2 separate regions of the Mus musculus genome follow, and region 2 is linked to region 1. A link is a contact called in ENCODE Hi-C or POLR2A ChIA-PET data. All regions are on one chromosome and are shown on one strand. The core of a region is the stretch at or near the end of the contact, and the rest is flanking DNA. Distances in the headings are between cores, read along the strand shown. Region 1 overlaps Inpp5d (inositol polyphosphate-5-phosphatase D). Region 2 holds the start of Atg16l1 (autophagy related 16-like 1 (S. cerevisiae)).

The links. Hi-C counts contacts between places; a loop is a spot of excess contacts on that map. ChIA-PET counts read pairs that join two places held with the same protein, here RNA polymerase II (POLR2A).
Region 2: a map of left cerebral cortex shows a loop between it and region 1 (11-fold over the local background). The contact joins the promoter of Atg16l1 here to the enhancer-like site in region 1. A Hi-C loop is called at or near these places in 1 of 37 maps with a recorded cell type or tissue (left cerebral cortex). POLR2A ChIA-PET finds 5 or more read pairs at or near these places in 5 of 5 experiments (Patski and embryonic stem cell).

The regions. Positions count from the first base shown.
Region 1 is chr1:87,717,785-87,724,032 of GRCm38, forward strand. It overlaps Inpp5d (inositol polyphosphate-5-phosphatase D), which reads left to right. Exons shown (of 27, transcript NM_010566.3): 26 at 1-500; 27 at 1,537-2,726. The coding sequence ends at 1,539. Gm33470 (a long non-coding RNA gene) reads right to left here. Exons shown (of 4, transcript XR_878350.2): 2 at 4,492-4,945; 3 at 628-709. Among named protein-coding and RNA genes, the nearest start is that of Gm33470, 3.9 kb to the right of the region's middle. Within about 2 kb of position 3,779, at least 1 of the 3 ENCODE cell types and tissues checked has a DNase peak (open chromatin) inside an H3K27ac peak, as active enhancers do; it is left cerebral cortex, where a contact is called at or near this core.
Region 2 is chr1:87,752,428-87,758,675 of GRCm38, forward strand. It overlaps Atg16l1 (autophagy related 16-like 1 (S. cerevisiae)), which reads left to right and starts at 3,584. Exons shown (of 18, transcript NM_029846.4): 1 at 3,584-3,887. The coding sequence starts at 3,773. Gm33517 (predicted gene, 33517) reads right to left here and starts at 3,319. Exons shown (of 4, transcript NR_157047.1): 1 at 2,898-3,319.

The DNA.
Region 1 (6,248 bases), core at 2,529-5,028:
GTTCCTTCCCTAAGCTGGTGCCCAGGAAAGAGCAGGAGTCTCCCAAGATGCTGCGGAAGGAGCCCCCGCCCTGTCCAGACCCAGGAATCTCATCACCCAGCATCGTGCTCCCCAAAGCCCAAGAGGTGGAGAGTGTCAAGGGGACAAGCAAACAGGCCCCTGTGCCTGTCCTTGGCCCCACACCCCGGATCCGCTCCTTTACCTGTTCTTCTTCTGCTGAGGGCAGAATGACCAGTGGGGACAAGAGCCAAGGGAAGCCCAAGGCCTCAGCCAGTTCCCAAGCCCCAGTGCCAGTCAAGAGGCCTGTCAAGCCTTCCAGGTCAGAAATGAGCCAGCAGACAACACCCATCCCAGCTCCACGGCCACCCCTGCCAGTCAAGAGTCCTGCTGTCCTGCAGCTGCAACATTCCAAAGGCAGAGACTACCGTGACAACACAGAACTCCCCCACCATGGCAAGCACCGCCAAGAGGAGGGGCTGCTTGGCAGGACTGCCATGCAGGTATGTTGAGCTGTATGTATATGGGTGTATATGCATATGTGTGCACGCATGCATCTGTGTGTGTGTGTATGTGTATGTGTATCCTGGGATGTGCTCTGTGAAGAAGGGCTAAACCTGGGGTTTGTACCTGGCATCTGTTCCTGTTCCTGACTGGTCCTACAGGGCATCTGCAGTGATTCTTGAGAGCGACAGAGAGGAGCTGTTGACACCTGTAGAGTAAGGGAGTCTAAGTCATTTATATTTTAGTCTTATCATCCTTAATTAGGGTATGCACTTAAAACATTCCTGGTGTTTTAGAGACCTCAGGCAGAATATCCCCTTCCTATAGAATAGATTTATTGTAGAGCAAAACTAACAATGACTTAAATACACACACACACAGAGTTGAGACTGGACATGATAGTACACCGCTATAATCCCAGCACACTGTACATCTAGAGCAAGAGGATTGGAAGTTCAAGGCAAGCCTGGGCTAAATGGTGAGACAGACAACAGCAGCAGTGAGAGAGCTAAGGTTATATAGCTCAGTGGGAGAGTGCACAGGAAGCCTCCAGAAAGCCCTTAGGTGAATCTCCAGTATCACAAGGAACAGAGTCTAGAACTAGACTGCTGGCCATTCCATTAGCATACTTATTGCAGCATTGAGGGTCAGACTTGGGGCCTTACACTAGGCAAGCACTGTACCACAGTCCTGTGTTGGATTTAAATCCCAAGTCTCCACTGCACGGCTCTATGCCTTTTTAAACTGTCAAAAAGAAACTACTAGTGCCAGCCATTGTGTAGATTTATGGGGAGAAAAAGATTATGCCATATACTGTTATTGTTTGTGATCATTTTTACAGTTATCACTCATTTTGAAACTATATACAACATATATCTATCTCATAGGTACTGTGTTTGTAATATATGCATGAATTAACATATAAGGCACTTAGGACAGTGTGGCTCTTTCACATTAATTAGCCTGACCTAACTTACAGCACTAGGGGTCAAATCTGGCAAGGCCCTGATAGCCCTTTCTGTTCTCATCTTACAGTGAGCTGCTGGTGATCGGAGCCTGGAGGAACAGCACAAAGCAGACCTGCGCCTCTCTCAGGATGCCTCTCTCAGGATGCCTCTTGGAGGACCTCCTGCTAGCTCTTCTTGCCTAGCTTCAAGTCCCAGGCTGTGTATTTTTTTTCAGGAAACGGCCTCACTTCTCTGTGGTCCAAGAAGTGTGCTGCTGGCTGCCACACTGTGCGGCAGATGCTAAAGCTGGATGACAAACGCACGCCATACAGACAGCAGACAGCGGCACTGGGTCTCAGAACTTGGATTCCTGGGCCTTCTTCCAGTCGCCGTTTTAAAGAAAGGAACTAACGGAGCTGCTCATCCGAGGGTGAAGATATAAATAATAATATTATTAATAATAATAACAGTCAGGTGCCATGTGCTGTGTTAAGTGCTTTATGAACATTTGTCGGGCTGGCCTCCAGTGCTGAGGTGCCAGTCAGCCTGAACCCTATGCCCAGGCCCACTAATCCCAAATGGTGGGTCCTGAGATGTTTTTAAAAAGCATTAAAGAAAACCATCGGTCTCTTAGAGCTAACCGGCCGGGCTCTACTGCAGGGACCCGAACAGTCTGCATGGCTAAGTGGCACAAGGAGCCTGGCCCTGTCCAGCTTCAGAGATCCAAGCTGCTTTTTGCTGGGGTTCTGTCACAGGCCTGATCCTCTTGGTTTTTATGGGGTTTCAAGTCTGCCAGAGTCAGAAATCAGCTCTAACTCGCCAGTGAAGAGATCTGGCCTTAACTTAAGCCAGCCACGTCAGGCCCCTGCTGAGCCTATGGACCAATAAATACTCCCCGTGCCACTGGAGGTGGGCAGCTATCACCATACCCTGAGTTGGGCCAAGCCCACCCCACCCCTACCCTGCAACATTTCTGATGTACTGAGGAAGAGTCTCCACCATAGTCCCCAAGGGCTGAGTTCTCCAGCCTGCTATCAGGGAAGGTGAGCATTGGTCCCAGGCTCTCAAAATAGTGCAGCCTCTTCTTCCCAAGCTCTGGGGTGCACCCTGTGTCCTTGGTTACCAGGAGACTAGGGTTGTGATATCTTTTCTTGTCTTGCTTTTTGATATATCAGGATTAATGTAGGAAACCAGACCTAGATTATTCAGGAGAGTAGGTATATCCCCTGTGTTTCCCAGTCTGAGTGACCAATAAAATTGTGCCTTTCTAACTGGGCCTCCTGACTGTGTGGTATCTTCCTGATACCCGGGGCTACAATTCTTCCCTGTGCTATAACTACTGCAGAGACACTTTGGGGCAGGGAGATGAAGCTGAGAGTTCCTTATGGCCAGAAAAATGGTATCCTCACCATGAAGTCAGTCTGAAGATGGACACGGACAAGCGTGATATCACCCCTTTCACGCATATGTCTGTGTGGGACTCCAAATGTCCTATAGCCTCCCAACTTTCACAAGTGTCCTCTGATATTGCCTGACCAACAGTTCTGATTATTCTAGAGACAATAGACTCATACAAACCATCCCCGGGACGTGGGTTCAAAGGTTAGGGAATAGCCTCCAGCCAGAGAACCAACATAGTTACAGCTTGGCATCACCTGCAAAGTGCCATGGCCCACGTCACCATTCCTTCCACCTTAAGATATTCAGCATCTCTTGCTCAAAGACCTCAGGCCTAGGCTCTAAGCAGACTTCCAGGGAGCAGCATCTTTGAGAGTTACTGAGCAAACCATTCACTACCTGCTATGATAGTCCTTGTGGACTGGCAGACTCCAGGCTGAGAATATTCCAGAACAGCTCCTCTCCTCTACTTAGGTGAATGTCTCTCCTGCAGATTCACTACTTGGTCCCCATAAAGAACTTCACCCCCAACTCCAGGCCCCGCATTCTGACACAGTAAACCAAGGTAGAGACACAACAGGAGATTCCTTGATATTCTAGAGGAAAGGCAAGGGAAGTGTAAACGTTCCACTCTGCTGTTCCTCAGCCCACTTGTCCTGGTAACCCACCCTGGGTCATACTCCCTGCGACCCCAGAGCTGAGGACCAAGACCCTATTGCCTTTGTGGCATGTGATCCCCGTTTTCACAGTGGGCTGGCTTGCTGTGTGAGGTGCCAGCAGCTGCCCATCCATGGAACGGCAAATAGCTCCTCCAGGAAGATATCCAGGTCTGTTTCTGCAAGTTAAAGCAAGGCGGGGCATATGCATGCTTCCTGTCCCTTCACTCTGAGCTCTCCTCGCCTCAGCAGAATCTAGCTCCGTTTTCGGCTGTCTTAAGTAAGAGCCTAGCTTTGCGCGTGGATGGTCAGCTGGGGCCCCCTGATGCCCAAAACTGGAAACACCACAACTGAAGTTTCATCATTGTCCCCCTAGGCTCTCAGTCATGCACACTCATGTGGCCATTTCTCTTGACTCTGGACACCATCTCCCGGGACCCATCCCAGTTAGCTGTCTCTTTTTCCAGCCATTCCATCCTATTCCTACCCTCTAACATGCAGTTCTCCCTTCTACGGCAGAAATGGAGAGCCAGATACTGCCCCCCCACCCCCGACCCAGCACTTCAGTTTTCTTCACTGAGCTCCATAACCAAGAAGGCAGGGCAGTTAACAAGCTTTGCTCAAGCTGCCCCACCCCTAAGATAATGCTTCACCCTAAAATTATACATTGACAGTCACTTTTTCTTTCCAGATGTAAATTTGCCCTTCTCTTCGTGGCTATACAAAGCCAGCCAAAGCCCAGATTTCCTGTTACCATAATATGGCGTCTGGAATGACTATATCTGCATCTAATCTCTATTCCACTGGTCCAGACGGTGGCTGCTGCCCTGCCAGGCCACCTGTGGAACTAGACGGGCAGCCACTGTACTCTTCCTCTGTCCAGCATTTCTGATACTTTACTGTGGCTTTCAAACCACCAATAGGAGGGAGCCAAGTGAGTCACTGAGCAAAGCTCTCTCCTGCAGAAACCTTCCCTAACCCCAGCCTACCAGGTCTGTCTTTACTTGTCCTTAAAATAGCTCCTCTCTTGCTGCAAACTAATTTCCATGGAGACCCAGCTATGGAAAAACCTAGAAGCTTTCTATGAGGCAGTTAGCTCACTCTTAGCCTTCACTCCAACAGAGAGACCTTTTATGATGCAAATATCTGGTCTCACCCCCACATTTACCTACCCCCCCCTCCCAGGTCCCATTCTGGGAAAACTGCTTGGCTTCACACAGGAACTCACACAGGCACATGAAGTCCAGGTACTAACAATATATGTCTGCTGATTCTCTGGTTGGTGGTGGCTCCAGAGCTGATCGTTTCTGTCAGCTCACAGATGACCCACCCATTGGTACAGCTTTCTGGTGACCTCAGATTTGATATGCATAGTTGACGTTCTCCATCATCCATTCAAACATGGTTGTGCTGGGCCTGAGGAGACCACGTGGCAGGATATGGCTGTGGATGAGGGTCAGACAGAAAGGATTTAAATACCTTATTTTGTGTTTCCTGACAATAGAGTCTTAAGCAAGCCCAGCAACCTGAGTTGGGTTCCCAGAACAAATGTCAAAAGCTGGGTGCAGCTCATGCATCTGTAATTCCAGCACTAAGAGGTAGAGAGGAGAGACAGGAGAACTGCCTAGAAACTCATGGGTCAGGAAGCCTGGAGTATGTGTGCATCTATCATAGCAGCAGAAACAAGAGAGACCGTGCCTTAACTAAACTGAAGGTGAGAGCCAGCTCCCAAAAGTTATCCTCTAACCTCCACATACACTGTATGGAATATGTATGCCTGTATTCACATATACATACAACACACAGTCATACACACACACACACATACACACACAGGAGTCAAGTATGCACACACACAGGCAATACACAAGAAGAAGGAGATACCCAGGAGGAGGGGGGGAGGAGGAGGAGGAGGAGGAGGAGGAGGAGGAGGAGGAGGAGGAGGAGGAGGAGGAGGAGGAAATAATTGCAGTTACCAGGGCAGCCAATTTGAGCCATGAAAAGCTCTACCTGTCTCATTAGTTTGGGTTCAGACAGGAAAGCAGATTCAAGGGCAAGGACGCTTTCAGTAGAAGGCAAAGAGCTGAGGCAAGGAAGGGAAAGATCCTGCGTGAAAAGGTGGCTGCAGGGAATAGCTGGGCTTGGCTGGTGGACAGAAGCACGGGCAAATGCCTATTGTGGTAGTTTGAATGTGCTTGGTCCATGGGCAGTGGCACCATTAGGAGGTGTGGTCTTATTAGAGAAGGTGTGGCCGTGTTAGAGGAAGTATGTCACTGTGAGGTGGGGCTTTGAGGTTTCCTGTATATGCTTAAATCTGGCCAGTGTAATCCAGAGCCTCCTCCTGGCTGCCTTTGGATTAAGATATAGAACCCTTGGCAACTCCAGCACCATGTCTGCCTGCATGATGCCATGTTTCCCACCGTGATGGTAATAGACTGAACCTCTGAAGCTGTAAGCCAGCCCCAACTAAATGTTTGCCTTTATAAGAGTTGCCTTAATCATGGCTTCTGTTCACAGCAATGAAACCTTAACTCAGACACATATTATCCCATCCAAAGAGTGTTACATTAAGGGCTGTCTCTGGGAGCTCATTAATCCTCAGTTCTCATGGTCTAAGTAGAAAGCTAGCTCCAAAGAGCCCTCCAGCCTGAAGCGGGGGAAGCACATGGAAAAGCCACGCGTGATACAAGTGAGGGACTAATATGTGTGCTCCACTTACCAAAAGTACCCAAAGGCAGAGTTCCAG
Region 2 (6,248 bases), core at 2,334-4,833, 34 kb after region 1:
TGAAGGACAGAATCTCTGATTCATTGTTCACAGCTTTTATTAGCTCTATTTTCATCCATCTCCTTCTCGTGGTGGTGGTGGTAGTGAGGCATTTCTAAGGTCAGTGGTTCTGAGCACAGAGGCACATGACTATAGATAGTCTCAGCTACTCCAGAGGGCAGATATAAGAACATCTGGTAGAATGCAACTTGTGGAGAGAATCTGAAAGCAGGGGGTTCTAGGAGACAGCTTAATTCCCTGCTCCTAACTTTGTACAGCTTGAGAAGCAATTGTGAAACCATGGCCCAACATTCACAGCAAAACGTCAACTTTCTTAACAGAGATCCATGCGATCATTTCCGGGAGCATGAAAGGTCACCAAAAAGGAGCCAGAGATGAAACAGATGTCTTAGGTTTTTGGTGGTTGGTTTTTTTGAGACAGGTTCTGGCTATCACAGAACTCACCATGTAGACCAGGCTTGCCTCAAATCATGAGAGACCCACCTGTCTCTGCCTCCCCAGTGAGCCATCCAGCCCAGCTTTCAGTCTGTTAATCAAGAAAACAATGCACAGGCTCGCCTTCAGGCCAATCTTATGGAGACAGTTTCTTAGAGGAGGTTCCCTCTTCCCAGACTGCGTCAGGTTAAAAGAAAATAAACAACAAACAGAACACAAAACTAGTACAGCATCAGGAAAGCTACCAGACATCTCTCCTAGATAATACTGTAATATCCGAAATGAATTCAAGACCACCTAGTACCTTCCCCCTCTGAAAAGGACTTTCCAAACTATACAAGCAGGCCAAGTGCAGAGCCAGGCTAAACAAATGTAAAAACATAGTTTTAGCAGTCAAAATTACTAACTTTGCTACTGCTAAAATAATATTAGCTGTTCTCAGAGAAATAACCATAACAAGATTAGCAATTCTCCTACTCTGCCCCACACTAAATTCTGACAAAGACCACAAACCACCCTGACCTTGTTGCGAGAATTTCCTTGATGTTAATAGCTGTGACGTTAATAGCTGATCCATAAGTTTAAAATGTACCATTACTTTGCTGACCAAATCATAATAACCCACCATGGGGGGGCAAGAAAAGTGAGGGACTAGGCCAAAGGGTTATTTAGTCACTACACAAACCAACCAATGCCTGAAAGAGTTACTTGCTACACCAATGAGAACCCTGTCGCTCAAATCTGCCCCTTACAAAGGTATAAAAAAGTGTGTTCTTTCTTTGTTCTGGGTCTCTCCTCTGGCCTGCGTGCTGAGAGGGAAGTCCCCAACATGTTGGATCAATAAAAATCCTCATGCGTTTTGCAGTGATGGCGGCGGTCTCTGTGGTCCTTGTAAGAGTCTTTTGATAAACTACAACAACAATAATAATGATAATAATAGGGATAATAATATATACAAAGAGCTCAAGAAGCTGGACTCCAGAAATTCAAATAACCCCATTAAAAATGGGGTACAGAGTTAAAGAATTCTCACCTGAGGAATACCGAATGGCTGAGAAGCACCTGAAAAAAAGTTCAACATCCTTAATCATCAGGGAAATGCAAATCAAAACATCCCTGAGATTCCACCTCACACCAGTCAGAATGGCTAAGATCAAAAATTCAGGTGACAGCAGATGCTGGGGAGGATGTGAAGAAAGAGGAACATTCCTCCATTGCTGGTGGGATTGCAAGCTTGTACAACCACTCTGGAAGTCAGTCTGGCGGTTCCTCAGAAAATTGGACATAATACTACCAGAAGATCCAGCAATACCTCTCCTGGGCATATACCCAGAAGATGTTCCAACTGGTAATAAGAACACATGCTCCACTATGTTCATAGCAGCCTTATTTATAATAGCCAGAAGCTGGAAAGAACCCAGATGTCCCTCAACAGAGGAATGTATACAGAAAATGTGATAATTTACACAATGGAGTACTACTCAGCTATTAAAAACAATGAATTTATGAAATTCTTGGATAAATGGATGTATCTGGAGGATATCATCCTGAGTGAAGTAACCCAATCACTATAGAACACACATGATATGCACTCACTGATAAGGGGATATTAGCCCAGAAACTTAGAATACCCAAGATACAATTTGCAAAACACAAGAAAATCAAGAAGAGGGAAGACCAACAGGTGGATACTTCATTCCTCCTTAAAATAGGGAACAAAATATCCATGAAAGGAGTTACAGAGACAAAGTTTGGAGCTAAAAGGATGGACTATCCAGAGACTACCCCACCTGGGGATCCATCCCATAATCAGCCACCAAACTCAGACACTATTGCACACACTAGCAAGATTTTGCTGAAGGGACCTTGGTATAACTGTCTTCCTGGCAAATACAGAAGTGGATGCTCACAGTCATCTATAAGATGGATCACAGGGCCCCCAGTGGAGAAGCTAGAGAGAGCATACAAGGAGCTGAAGGGGTTTGCAACCCTATAGGTGGAACAACAATATGAACTAACCAGTACCCCCAGAGTTTGTATCTCTAGCTGCATATGTAGCAGAAGATGGCCTAGTCGGCCATCACTGGGAAGAGAGGCCCCTTGGTATTGCAAACTTTATTTGCCCCAATTCAGGGGAATGCCAGGGCCAAGAAGTGGGAGTGGGTGGGTATGGGAGCAGGGCGGGGGGAGGGTATAGGGAACTTTCCGGATAGCATTTGAAATGTATATAAAGAAAAATTGTGAATCTCAAAAAAAAAAAAAAAGTGATAATAATACTACCCAAGGCTCCACGGCGAGTGTGTGTGTGTGAGTATGTGTGTGTATGAGTTTACAGTCTGCATTCCTCCAGCCTCAACCTGTGGGCTTTTCTGGAAAACCAGAAGTACCCTAAAAGGTTGAACCAATCTTCCTTGTTTTGAGAGAGAAATGGGTGGCCTTACTCCATGAATTATGCTACTCACCTCCTTTTCATTAAGAAAAAAAAATAAATCCCCAACAAAGATATCTTTTAAAAAAAAATCCACTCCTCTCTTTGGCGTGTTTACTTTGCTAAATTTCTCTTTAAACTGTGTCTCTCAATTGATTCATATCCTTTGAGAGCGTAGTAACCAAAAGACCAAAAAGATGGTTTGAGTCTAGGTGTTTGAGATCAGCCTTGAAGGCACACACAGGCATGAGCTAAAATTCAGTTTGCGTAGGTCTTGGAGGGACGCAGTTGTCTATGTGAAGACAGTTTTGCCATGCAGCAGAGAGAAATTACATTTCACGGCTTTTCACCTTCCGGTTAAATACCATTACTACCCCCATTTTACAGGTTAGGCACCTAATACTTAGGGAGGTTGTCACTCAACGACAATCATTCACTATACACAGGGGAGCTCCCACTTCTGAGCTGAAATTAAAAAAAAAAAAAAAAAAAAAAAAAAAAAGATGCACACACAATGTAAAAGGAGGAAGGAAACAGACACCCCCGGACAAAACCACCCCATTTCCTGTCTTCTTCCGCGAAGCCAGGGTGCCTCCCAGCGGCTGCCTCTCATCACCGACGCTTCCGGCTTCAAGGTTGCGTCATTTGAGAGCGTCCCGCGAAGTCTCGGCCGGGAGCTTGCGCGCGGCCTAGGACGTCGGGCTACGAGGCGGGCCTTCCGGCCTTCTCCAGAATAATTTCCGGCAGAGACCGGAAAATCTTCCCGGATCGCCTCCGGGTGCCCTGTGTGGGAAGGTGAGGTTCCGGCGGCCGGCTTCTGTTCGCTGGCGGCTGGCAGCACGCTGCAGCCTGCAGCCCCCCAGTGTCGGCACGGATCGGCCGCCCTGAGGCGCCGGGGCAGCGTTCGGCATGTCGTCGGGCCTGCGCGCCGCAGACTTTCCCCGCTGGAAGCGTCACATCGCGGAGGAACTGAGGCGCCGGGACCGACTGCAGAGGCAGGCGTTCGAGGAGATCATTCTGCAGTGTGAGCGGCACGCGCGGGCCCGGGGCGGGGAGTGGAACGCGCCGTGGCAGCGAGAACCCCGGCTCCGCCCGCGCGCATGGCGGCCTCGTCGGGGACCTGGCGTCCCGCACGTCTCGAGCCCTTTCGTTGCTTACCTTCCTTCTTTGGCTTAAACCTTAGGCGCGATCATGGAGGGTTCCCCTTTTCCAGGTTCTTTCCACAGACATCGTTTGCAGTTGTAAATCTCGATAACCCAGGCGGCGCCGATGCACTTAGGTAGTCAGGCTCCAAAAACGTCGTGTTTAAGGAATCGAGTTCAAGACAGAGATTGACTTTACGCATTAACTCGAGAGATGGACGTTCTCTTCGGAATGCTGTGGAACTAGTGGTTTTTGACTTCTCAGGCCTCTCCATATTGTTGGTACACATTTGAGTTTTAGGATTTGTCCACTGGGTCATTTGCTATTATTGAAAGCCTTAAGTGAGAAAAAAAGAGTGGTCTCTTCGCCGCTCTTTGCGAATTTTAAGGATCGAAAGTATCTTGTATTCTTAAGGCGGGTTCTCAACGATCATTTTCGTGCCTCGTGTTCCCAATTTAGCCAATCTGTTTCACATTTGAACGAATGCGTTGACACTCCTCGATCCTGAGGTTCCATCTGCTTCCTGAGATAGCCTGGGCATAGTCTTCCTAAGTTTTTGCGGGTAGTGGGATTTGAAATCGTAGTACTGCTATTTGCATTCTGATGGGGATAAATCAGTAGTTATTTACACGTTAGAATCATCTGGGGATGTACTTGACAATCAAAAACACTCCAGACTAATTAAGTCAGTATAAATGACAGAAGATAAAATAGTCCCATACTTTTTTTATGCTTCCTGAGTGGTTCGATTTGCACACACGTTTGAGCATTTTAAGTAATTGGCATGTATTGTTTCATGTTAAATTTTTATGAAGCACCAAGGCCAACGATGATGAAGTTGCAGTATGGGTTAATGTTGGGGCTGAGGTTAGACATTGGTTTTAAGACACTTGTGCATTTGCCTTTGTTGGCTCTCCTGAGGAATGGCTCTTTCTCAGCACTTAGCCCTTTAAAAGGAGAGCAGGAAAGGGACGCTGTCTCTGGTGTGTTGCTTCCTTGCACTCTGGGAGAGCAATGGCTATTAATGTAGCCCAGGAATCTGTTTACACGTTTTATGGGTTCCGTTCTTGTTTCTCTTTAAAAGATAATGTAGTTAAAATCTGACAGATTGGGTCAGAGATCTCACTAGGTCCTTACAGACATTTCTAGTTTGGTGCATCTTTAAAATGGGAGTGAAGATATGCCCTGCCTGCTTCATAAAAATAGAGTGTATATAAGGGCATTAAACAACATCTATAATAATCTTGGAGACAACTTGAGTCATTTTCGTTTTGTTTTGATTTTTTTTTTTAAATTTCAAAACTGGATAACCTATTGGTAGGAGAGTGTCAAACCATTGGAACAGTCAGAGATGGGAAATATTTTAAATAATGAAGATTCTTTCCAAGTTAATGAGGGATGAGCTGAGATGAATTTCAGGTGATCAGGTCCTTAAATAATACTATCTACTTAGAGCAGAGGAATCTGGGACATCTGTCAACAACCACAGAAGAAAGAAGTTTTCGGTGTTTATAGACTTTGGAGGGTGGGATCTTTGTACTTGCTAGGCTAGTGAAGGCACTAGATAGACTACAAAGCTGTAATTTAGGAAACTAATCCTACTGTTCACGCTATTTTAGGTTGTTACTAGTATTTGCCAGTTTAGGGAAGGTGCTGGATAGAACGTAAGGTCTGGCTGATCCTCAGTCAGTCACGGAATAGCTGTTTGAGAAGAGAACACAGCATGGGAGGCCAATGGAGCAGGTTGGGCAGACAACCTTTGCTTCTTTATATCTTTCTTCATAGGCCAGGGCATTGGTCATATCTTTTCTAGTTTGACTATGACCTAGTTCATTCTAGCCTTCTCAAGCTGGTCATTTCTGACCATCTCCCTTGTGTTCCTTGTGTAGTTCTGTCTGAGCCTGAACAGAAACACAAGAAGAGGCCTTGGGTAAGTGTGGACTCCCTTATTGATGATCCTTCTTTGTAGGAGAAAACCTTTATGAAGGAGCCCTCTTAAATGCCTGGTGTCCTTTAAAAGCCCCACCCTCCCTTCTCACAGGATGTCCATCTGTGGTGAAACTGAATGACACCCTCTTTTTGTCAATGCTCTCCAAGGAACCACTTCCTCCTAAAATCCATCAAATGCAGGAAACTTTTTCCTGCACTTCCATTTTAAGGAGAAGTAGGACTGCCAGCATGCCCAGCTTTGGTTGTAGTGCAGATTTGTAACCCTCAGAGGTCTACAGGGTTCCTGTGCTCC